Regions from separate parts of the Homo sapiens genome. Here region 2 is linked to region 1. Evidence: chromatin loops called from intact Hi-C (ENCODE). Cell type or tissue: transverse colon. All regions are shown on one strand. Links, peaks and the distances in the headings refer to the core of each region. The heading gives the core; the rest is flanking DNA.

Region 1 (5,381 bases), core at 159-5,158:
ACGTAAATTGTAAATGCCGTCATTCACATAAAAGTTGCATGTGTGTATGTGTGTGTGTGTGTCTGTGTAGAGAGAAAGAGAGACTCTAAAAAAGGTATTTTCCAAAACTTTAACAAGGATTATCACTACAGAATAGTCCCAGCTACTTAGAAGGCTGAGGTGGGAGGGTTGATTGAGCCCAGAAGTTCGCAGCTACAGTGAGCCATAATCGTGCTGCTGCATTCCAGCCTGGATGACAAAGGGAGATGCTGTCTCAAAAACAAACAATCTAGTAAGATTATTGTTTTCCTATTTGTACTTTTCTGCCTTGTTCAAATTGTCTTTAGTGCTCAGAAACATTTCTTTTTTTAACATGGAGTCTCGCTCTGTGGCCCAGGCTGGAGTGCAGTGACACTATCTCAGCTCACTGCAACCTCCGCCTCCCGGGTTCAAGGGATTCTCCTGACAGCCTCCTGAGTAGCTGGGACTACGGGATTCTCCTGACTCAGCCTCCTGAGTAGCTGGGACTACAGGCATGCACCACCACGCCCTGCTAATTTTTTTGTATTTTTAGTAGAGACAGGGTTTCACCAAGTTGGTCAGGCTGCTCTCAAACTCCTGACCTCAAACCATCTGCCCGCCTCAGCCTCCCAAAGTGCTGGGATTACAGGCGTGAACCACCGCGCCCAGCCCAGAAACACTTTCTTTTTAAACTTCGGTTCCTCTGATTTCATCTGGGATGGAGCTGTTCTCAAACAGCTGTTGTTGAGTCACAGTTGCCTTAAAAAACAACAACCAAGCATTGTGTAAATATAAGGTGCTCAATCGTTATGCAGCCATGAGGTCCTTCTTGGGGCTATAGCAATAGTGACAATTTCTATCTTGGTTTCTATCAGTGACAATAGTGACAATTTCTATCAGTGACAATGGTGATTAATAATAATAATAATAATAAACAGCCCACTTACTGGTCATACTGGCCTTGCCATAAGTCATTAAAAAAACAGAGGCAAATTCCTTTCTCCAAGCTCCAAGCACAAGACACCCCACATTATCGTTTTTGTTAAATAGGACAGGTTTCATTAATAATAGGTGGAAGTGGCCAGGCACAGTGGCTCACGCCTCTAATCCCAGCACTTTGTGAGGCCAAGGCAGGCGGATCACTTGAGGTCAAGAGTTCAAGACCAGTCTGGCCAACATGGTGAAACCCTGTCTCTACCAAAAATACAAAAATTAGCCGGACTTGGTGGTGGTGCATGCCTGTAATCCTAGCTACTTGGGAGGCTAAGGCAGGAGAATCGCTTGAACCTGGGAGGCAGGGGTTGCAGTCAGCCGAGATCGTGCCACTGCCTGGGTGACAGAAAGAGACTCTGCCTTAAAAATAAATAAATAAATAAATAAAATAAGAATAATAAATAGGTGAAAGTGATAGTGTTGATTTTTATTTTCTTCTTTAACCCTGTTTACAGTTTCTGAATTTTCTATGAGAATATATTGCCTTTATATTAAAAAAAAAAGAAGGTCATTTAAAGACATGTAAACAACCACCACCATAAATAAGCCAGGCTCTCCTTTCACTGAGTTTAAACATGAGCCTTCCTTACCAGTGAGCCTGCAGGGGATATTCTGTAACTAGGTCACCGGATTTTACGCCATCACAGTAGTCCTCTCCAAATGTTCACCAAAGCTACCAATAGCTCAAGAGATTAGCTTTGGACAACTGCTGAATTGAACAAAGTAACACATACACTGGGGGAAAAATAATTTAGGAAATGCCTACAATATTCTTGGCACAGCAGTAGATATCAAAATTAAGAAGAGGCTGCCCCACCCTGCAGAAGCTTACAGTAGTAGAAGGGGAGAAATTATATACATGCATAAATAAGAATACCTTGAGGTACAATGTGAGAAGTTCTACAAGTGTTCCTGCTCAATGCAGTGTGGAAGTTCTAGGAAAGGAAAGATTATTTCTAGCTGCTGGAAGGACAAACAGCTTCAGGACAGAGTTAATGTCTCAGCAGGATCGGGCAGATCCCACACCAGGGTATAGTTCATCTGGCTGGTGCCCAAGAATGGTAAAGAGTGGCCTTAATTAGAGCAAGAGAGACTGGTGTCAGGTGTGGGGTGAACACTCAATGTCATGCTGGGGAATTTGGGTGTATTTCCACAGAAGCAAGGCAAATGTCTCTGGATGCACTCTGGGAGCCACGGTGATTATCTCCATGGAAGCCATTCTTTTATATGCAATAGTAAATTAAATTAGCAAACAAAAATCAAAGAGACTACAAATATTCAAGCTAGTATAAACAAGCCATAGTATGTTCTGGAGTAAAATTATTAGATGTGATTGTGAATACCCCATAACTAGAAAATACACCCCTTCTGTGTTGAAAATCTGGTGAGGGGAAGAGATTACAAGGGAAGACAGCAAAAGCCACAGCACTGACTTTTGGTTGCTCCCAATAATCCAATCCAAAGTGGTTAATTCCTCTTCTCTGGGGCCACTAAATTCAGCATCTGTGTCCATCCCTGTAACACCCTCTCCACAGCCTAAGACATCTCAAAAAAATATAAATGTTCTCAGTGAATAAATCCCACCCTTCAATGGAATGGTAACATCATAAGATTGAGGGTTCATAGAGTCAGAAAAAAAGTATACTGTACCAACAAAATAATGAAAAGTGGACTTTCTGCCCCCTAATGCGGTGATCGTCTTCTCTAGACGAATCTTAGAATCCCTTCAGTACTTACTTTTTTTTGCGCTAATAGCGAGAACCCCAACCTAGCCCATTCAAATCAAGATCTCTGGAAGGTGAGGGCTGACATGCTTACAAACAAAAAGCTCCATGATTCCAGCACTTTGGGAGGCCAAGGTGGGAGAATCACTTGTGCCCAGGAGTTCGAGACCAGCCTAGGCAACATAGTGAAACCCTGTCTCTACAAAATATACGAATTAGCCAGGCGTAGTGGCGTGTCCCTGTATTCCCAGCTACTCACAAGGCTGAAGTAGGAGGGTTGATTGAGCCTAGAAGGTTGCAGCTACAGTGAACCATAATCATGCCACTGCATTCCAGCCTGGATGACAGAGGGAGACGCTGTCTCAAAACAAAACAAAACAAAACCTCCCCAAGTGATTTTAATGCGCAGCCAGTGTTGAAAGTCACTGTTAGAAGTTTGACTGAAATGTTCAAAGGGAAGGGAAGTAAGAACTCAAATAAATGGGAAGAACTGACTGACCATTCACTTCAAGTATCACAATAATCCCTAATCACAAACCAGTTCCTTTTCAGGTCTCTTTCCCTGGTTGGGGAGTCCAGGATGAGCTCTTTGTAGTGGGAACATCTGGGCCCCGTGGGCCTGTCAGCAGATGCCACACAGAAGTGTCATGAGCATCAGCACACAAATCAAGGACACCTTGTTAGTAGGGCTCAGCGCTGGTTTTACTTATCACTGTAATAGTACAGGTGAAAGTAGGAGTGTGTGGAATTCAATTTACAGGCTTTAATGCTGTAGCAGCACTGGGTGGAAGGTGGATATAGGCTTTGCAGTTAGGCAAACCAACATTTGAATCCTGGCTCTGCCACTTTCTAATTGAACTTAAGTAAGTCTTTTAATCTCTTTGAGCCCCAGTTCCTTATTTGCAAAGTGGGAAAGAAAACACATGTCTTGCACGTTGTTTTTCTTCTAAGATTAGGAATGATGTGTGTACACAGACTGGGTGCCCAGTGAACAACAGTAAATACTACTATGATTACTGAGCAAAAAAACAACTTGAAGTTGTCTTCAAAATTGCATTCCATGACCAAACTATGAACTGAGAACAAAAGTGAGAAACAGATAAGGTAGACAACCAATTTCATATCTCATAAACCAGGAAGAAGTATTATTCACACTTCCCATGTCAACAAAAAACCAGTCTGTTTAAACTACATGTCAGTTCCTTTCCCTCAGTTGTGTCTTTCAGCAAATACAAACTGGCTTGGACTTTAACTGTCGTTAAATCTTGTCTTTTCTCTATTCAGTCTTTGTCAAATGACAGAATGGCAAAGCTGAAAGGTGGCCTCAGGAGGTAACACGACCGTCACCCTCACTGTGCAGGTAAAAGAGGACACCAAGGCTTTCCCAGGACCACACAGCTCATCAAAGCCTGCCCATCCTCAAGAAGTCATTAGCAGTCAGAAAAAAGCTATGAGCAGAAAGCTAATTAATGAGCTTATCAACACTTCTTTTCATAAGACAGGGAAAATGGAAATTAAAGTCTTACTATATGTGCATCAGGGACAGTTCTAGCACCAGAACTAAGATTCAGGTCTATGGGATCTGGAGCACTGGACATAGAGTATGGAGATGGGGTCACATGATCAGGCTTCACCACGACCTCATAACCTCAGACAACTAATGCCCATCACGTCTCTATGCCACATATTCCCTCTCCCTAATGGTATCACACTCCCTAACTTCCTCAAGGATTACTGGGAAATTTCTGGATGGTGACCATGGAAACAATCTGCAAATTAATAGGAGATAAATGTGAGAGGCCTATTCCAGTTAGACTTTGAAACACCCACACGTATGCATGTGTACCTCCCTGCACAAATGTATGAAGAGCCACTGATAGATATGCACCCATTACCCACTTGGGCCAAGTGCCAAATGACTGAATGTTAAAATCAATAGTAAGCCAAAGCTGAGACTGAAATCTCTCATTATCATCGTCTGAATTTTTGTGATATAAGAATACACATGAAATTTCTCTGTGTTAAAAATCATTTATCATTGATGTTGCTATACGTAATTTGGGAGGTTTTCCTGATCAGGAAATGTTGAGAGACAGTGTAGACACTCTACTTTTAATTTATCTTCAGAAAATGTGAAAAAAAATCTTAAATAGGCTTTTTCTTGAAAGACTGATGACCTTAAGTGTAATTAAATAACTAAAAGTTAAAAATGGTTCTTAATGGTCATTCTGTTTGGTGTCATAAATGCATTCCACAAACAACCCAGTAACAATTATAATTATTGTATAATCTAGTTCTATAACAATACTTAGATTACAATTTATATTTTTATAAATGCTTGTTAGCTGAAAAAAGATGTGTTGGTCAACCCAAAGTTATCTAGCTAACAAACTGTAATAACTAAGATTTAATAACCTCAATTAGCTAATATTCATTAACTAAGGTTTAATTAATCTAATTTTTATATTAATTACCAACTAATTTCCCTACTTGTTTAACTATTTGAAAGTTCTTAATTATTTAACCCATACATTATTAGCTTTCACAGTCATCATTAAATATTGTAGCATCTTACTCTTAATATAATATATTCCTTTATATTTCAATTAGTTGGTGGAGTCTCAGCGTACAAAGTAGTTTAAGAAGGTTTTCCATTCCAAGTTA
Region 2 (5,381 bases), core at 310-5,309, 61 kb after region 1:
ATCTTCCTTATCCCTGGATTGTGGCTAACCAGCCTGACCAATATGATGAAACCCCGTCTCCACTAAAAATACAAAAATTAGTGGGGCATGGTGGCATGTGCCTGTAATCACAGTTACTCGGGAGGCTGAGACAGGAGAATCTCTTGAACCTGGGAGGCAGAGGTTGCGGTGAGCCGCGATCGCACCACTGCACTCCAGCCTGGGCAACAAGAGTGAAACTCCGTCTCAGAAAAAAAAAAAAAAAAAAATTCTTAAACCCAGTAGCTCCAGTCTTTTCAATAACTTTGTTAGCATCTCTTTCCTGTTAAATTATACAGAATGTCTTTCCTGAACTTTGTTAGATGCAGGAGGGAAAAAAAAATAGATAAATTAACCGATCACTCATTCTTTATTTATTTGGCTGAGACCTATGTCTGTCTATATCTAAAAGCTTCTCCCTTGCCTCTGTGAAGGAACAAAAAATATCTCAGTTTAGTATAAGAAGCCAAATAGGGCCAGGCGCGGTGGCTCAAGGCTGTAATCCCAGCACTTTGGGAGGATCACCTGAGGTCAGGAGTTCGAGACCAGCCTGGCCAACATGGTGAAACCCCGTCTCTACTAAAAATACAAAAGTTAGCTGGGCATGGTGGTGTGCACCTATAGTCCCAGCTACTCGGGAGGCTGAGGCAGGAGAATGTCTTGAACCTGGGAGGGGGAGGTTGCAGTGAGCCAAGATCACGCCATTGAACTCCAGCCTAGGTAGGCAACAGGAAAACCCCATCTCACAGAAAAAAAAAAAAATCCAAAATAGACCTAGAACTCCAGGGTTACATAAGCAGTCGATGTAATCAGCAAATCAGAGTTACACAAACTAGTTTATGGACAATATAAACGCTAATTCATATACAATGAAGCATGGTTATAGCGTAACTACTGATCCTTTCCTTAGGATTCCTGGCTTGACCTTTGTTTTCCTGATTTGCCAGTGAATACTCAGCACCATACAGGTGCGCCTGCTGCATACCCTGTGGCTCTACCTCCGTGCAGCTCCACAGAGACGTCTGTTCCTCCTTTTTGGCCAAAAGGAGCCTCCGTTGTATTTTCCAACAAAGGCTCCAGCAAATTTTCCGTCCCACATGCTCTTCCAGAACTTGGCCACCCCACCAAGATGTAAAGTCTATTGCCTCTCCCCTTGAATCTAAGCGAGTTGGGGACTACTCCGACCAATAAAGTATAGCGAGATGATGCATCTACAGCTTCTTCCTGCACCTGCTAATGCTCACTCGCTCTCTTTCTCCCTCTCTCCCTTCCTCTCAAGGCTTGCCCTTTGGAAGCAGCCACCAGGCTGTGAGGAAGTCCAGGCCACATGGAAAGACCACATGTAGATATTCTGACCAACAGGCCTGGTTAACGTCTCAGATGTCATGTGAGTGAGTGAGCAACCATATCCCTCTAGCACCCAGCCTTCGAGTCTTCCAGCTGAGATCCCAGGCATTGTGGAGCACAGAAGCGTCATTCCCCCTTTGCTCTGTCCAAGTTCCTGATCCACATAATCCATGAGCATACTAAACGATTGTTGTATACCACTGAGTTTGGGGGTAATTTGCTACACAGTAATAAACAATTGGAACAAAGCCCAGCCCTTTCTTTTACCTTCACCTGGTGCCTGCTCTGACCATGCAGATGTGACTTTCTCATCTGGTGACCCACGTTTTTCATGGACACCAGTTTCTCTAGGGTTGTCAGTGGTGGGCAGAAGGGCAGGGGTGAGTTCTGCAACAATAATAGCTCTGAGACACTGCACAGTTCATGGGGAATGCAAATGAATCAACATAAACATGGGACCCAACAGCCCCAGTCGCTCTGTCTACCAAGTAAATGTGAGGAGGTGATGCTACCTCTCTATTACCTCATCTGTAAAATGGGCATGCCAATGCCTGACTATTGAAGAAGTTATGAGGATGAGATGAGAGGTCGTGTGAGGAGCACTCCACCCAGTGCCTACAATGTCAGATACCAAAGTCTATCCACCATACCCTTCAGCTGACCAAGGGCTTCCATCTACAAATGTGATTCAAGTCTACAGAACAGCACAACAGCTATGCTGCTCTCTTACCCAGCATCAAGCCCAGGCCCTTATACACAGCAGGTAGTTAGAAAACATTAAGCCTGTGCTATATAGCAAGGAAAGTTTCTATCATTTCAAAACAATAAGGTATATTGTTTAGGAGTGTGGTGCCTGGAGCCACTGGCCTGAATTCAGCTCTGTCACTGGCTGGTGGCCTGGGGCAACTTATCTAAGCTCCTTGTGCATTTGTTTCCCTATTTATAAACAGGGATAACAATAACACCATCCTCATAGGTTTCTTTAGAGGATTAAGTGAAACAATATGAATAAAGCAGCTAGAACAGTGACTGGCACATAGCAATCGCTTGCTACGTTTCACCAAGTGTGTAAACCTAGAAGCAATCTTAGGACACAGGTATACGAATGAGGTTTTACAAATGAGGAAACTGAGACTCGAATTATGTAACTTGTGCAAGGTCAAAGGTAGGGGCGAGATCCAAATCCAACTCCGTGGCCTTCCACCCAAATCCAAAGCTCTTTGCACCTCAGCATCCTGCTTTTCGATATGCACGCCTAATGGAAAAATGTATTTAACTAGAAGAGGGGAAAACAGCCCAGACATAACGGGGTTGCACCTTGGGAGCTTTCTGGGTATCACAGGATGATAAGGCCAATGTCATAAGCCCTGCCCTTCAGCACAGTCAGCTCCTGTGGGTAAAATTAGCTCAGCTCTGCTCCAGTGCCGCCTGGAGCCCCGAGGCAAAACTCACCCCAGGCATAGCATGACCTCACCTGACCCTCACTCTTAAGTAGGGTCCCTTATGCACCTCATTAGGGCCTGAGATGACTCATTGTGTTCTTTCCTGTCTCTGGTGCTGAGGTCACCTCTATGCTATACAGAAAGGCGGCTGTGAAGGAGAAGTAAAGATGAAAACGCAGGCAACCATTCTGCACTCGCTTCCTCCAAGGCAGCTCACAAGCAAGGATCGGAGTGCCTGCCTGCCATGCCAGCTGTGTACTGGGGCAATAAAGCTCTGCCGAGTTATATAACCCAGCTCAGGAGAAAATGATAGACACTAGCCCAAAGGGACTCCTGAGATTACCATCCTTATTCTACTCTGGTGGTGATGGTATTGAGCAGGGAATGGGCCTATTCAATATCCTTCAGTCCTGCAGAACATGGCACAATAACCATGACTATAGGGGTCTCCTCTGCACTGTCCCACCCAATACTACCCAAATTGAAGGCCAATCTTAAATGTCACCATTCCTTGAACCCTCCATGCTCCCATCCCTACCTGGCTAGAATTTTTATCTCAACTCCCACAATGTCTTATCTATACAATTTATTATTTGGCATTTATTTGCTCAACAAATATCACTTGCACACCTATTTTTGATTTGAAGATACAGAAATATAAAGAATTACCATTGCTCTCAAGGAAATGCAGCCCAGTTCAACAAATGGCCTAAAATGGAGGAAGCAGAGACAATAACAGTCAGAGGAGTATTCCAGGCAGAGGTGGTATCAGAGCAAAATCTTGAAAGGACTGATAGAGTGGGCAATGGTGTTTCAGACAAGGGAACACTATGTGTGAGGTCACGGGAGCTACAGAGAATCCCAGGTATATTCCTAGAGCACAAGATCATCTTGGAGATTAGTGAGATGAGGACAGAAAGAGGCAGGGGTCAAACCACTTCCTGCCTCTTTCCATTCCTGTCCCTTAATTCATGCAAAGGATTCTTAATTTGCCCTGAATGAGGAAAGCATTGAAGGATTTTAAAAACAGGGACATAGCATGAACAGATTTGCATTTTTGGAATATCACTCAGGAAGAAAAGAGAGAATAGGATGGATGAGGGTAAGAATAGAAAAAGAAGGCCAGCTGAGACTGCTGAAGCACTCCAGGAGAGAGATGCTGAGGGCCTGAATGGAGGACAGGCTCCAAAGGTAGAGGGAGGAGGGAAGTGGGCAGGACGTGTTACCGTGGTTGACTCTGTAAGACTGAGGACAGTCAGAGGCAAGAGTGAAGGACAGAGAGGAGCCATCCGGAATGAGTCCCAGTTTCCAGGATTGGGCGATGTCACTCACCAAGCTAACAATGCCAAAAGACACGGTGAGCCCCATGCAACTTTGGGATTTCCAACTGGAGTGTCCAAAAGGCATGTAGGAGTGTGGGCCTGAAGTTCAGGAGTTCCAAACTGGAGATAAACACCTAGCAGTCATGAGACAAAGCTCTGCAATGCTTGTATTTATGGGATACAAGAGAGAGCAAGAGCCTGCAAAGAAACCCCAAGGAGAGGCTAGGGAGGTAAAGGAATAACAAAACATCCAGAGACACTGGGAGTGGTCAACAGAAACAGCACCACCAATGCCAAATAAGAGCACTGCTAAAAAGGAATGCATCTGAGCCCTCTAGACCCGGACAAGAACAACTTCCATCCGACCAGAATGGGTTAAGAAGCCAAAAGAAGGTGAGGCAGTAGAGACAAATATAAAGGCAGAGGAGTAAAGAAGCGAGATGCCACGCTCTCAGAAAAGCATGTCCGTATAAATCTTACTTCCTCTACTAGACACAAGCTAGAATAGTGCTGTCCAAAAGGAATAAGATGCAAGCCACATATGAAATTGTTAATTTCCTGCAGCCACATTTTTAAAAAGCAGGAAATCATAGGAGAAATGCATTTTAATTTAACCCAATATATCCAAAATATTATCATTCCAAGAAGTAATGAACATCATATAATTTATTAATAAGATATTTTACATTACTTTTTATACTAAGCCTTTGAAATCTGGTGTGTTATACTTAACGGCACATCTCAGTTCGAACTAGCCACATTTTAAATGCTAAACTGCCATATGTCATTCTAATTTAACTTTGATGAATCAAGGCTCAACATGGCAGCTGGCATGCTGTGTATTTTTTTCTAATAATATGACAAAATGAATGGAAGGATGGATAGATGCTTGCCACTTCATTGAGAAATTCAGTAAACTCTCTACGGCTTCGTTCTCTTTATCAACTATACAGTACTTTAAGTTTCTAGTCTTGGGTTATATTATGAGTAGATCCTTGGTATAACTTAATATTAACGGCGTAAGTTTCATTCTTTCTAAATTTCCTCTGTTGCTTCAAAAATCACAAATTTCGTCAGCCTCTTTCTTTTTTCTTTCTTTTTTTTTTTGACAGAGTCTCGCTCTTGTCGCCCAGGCTGGAGTGCAATGGCGCAATCTCAGCTTATTGCAACCTCCACCTCCCAGGTTCAAGCAATTCTCCTGCCTAAGCCTCCTGAGTAGCTGGGATTATAGCCACAAGCCACGACGCCCAGC

What was found. Peaks named below come from ENCODE experiments on the same cell type or tissue, not always from the same donor. Only the 100,000 strongest peaks of a DNase experiment are listed, where the experiment ranks them.
Region 2: a loop joins it to region 1, with 2.4 times the contacts of the local background. A loop is called at or near these places in 3 of 110 quality-filtered maps.

Annotation. Positions count from the first base shown.
Region 1 is chr3:188,256,041-188,261,421 of GRCh38, reverse strand. All of the region lies in intron 2 of LPP (LIM domain containing preferred translocation partner in lipoma), which reads right to left. Among named protein-coding and RNA genes, the nearest start is that of FLJ42393, 80 kb to the right of the region's middle. In transverse colon, for the core only: no CTCF peak of the experiment used is centred there; a DNase peak (open chromatin) is centred at 2,044; H3K27ac peaks cover 5,000 bases.
Region 2 is chr3:188,195,113-188,200,493 of GRCh38, reverse strand. All of the region lies in intron 1 of LPP (LIM domain containing preferred translocation partner in lipoma), which reads right to left. Among named protein-coding and RNA genes, the nearest start is that of FLJ42393, 19 kb to the right of the region's middle. In transverse colon, for the core only: no CTCF peak of the experiment used is centred there; a DNase peak (open chromatin) is centred at 3,033; H3K27ac peaks cover 5,000 bases.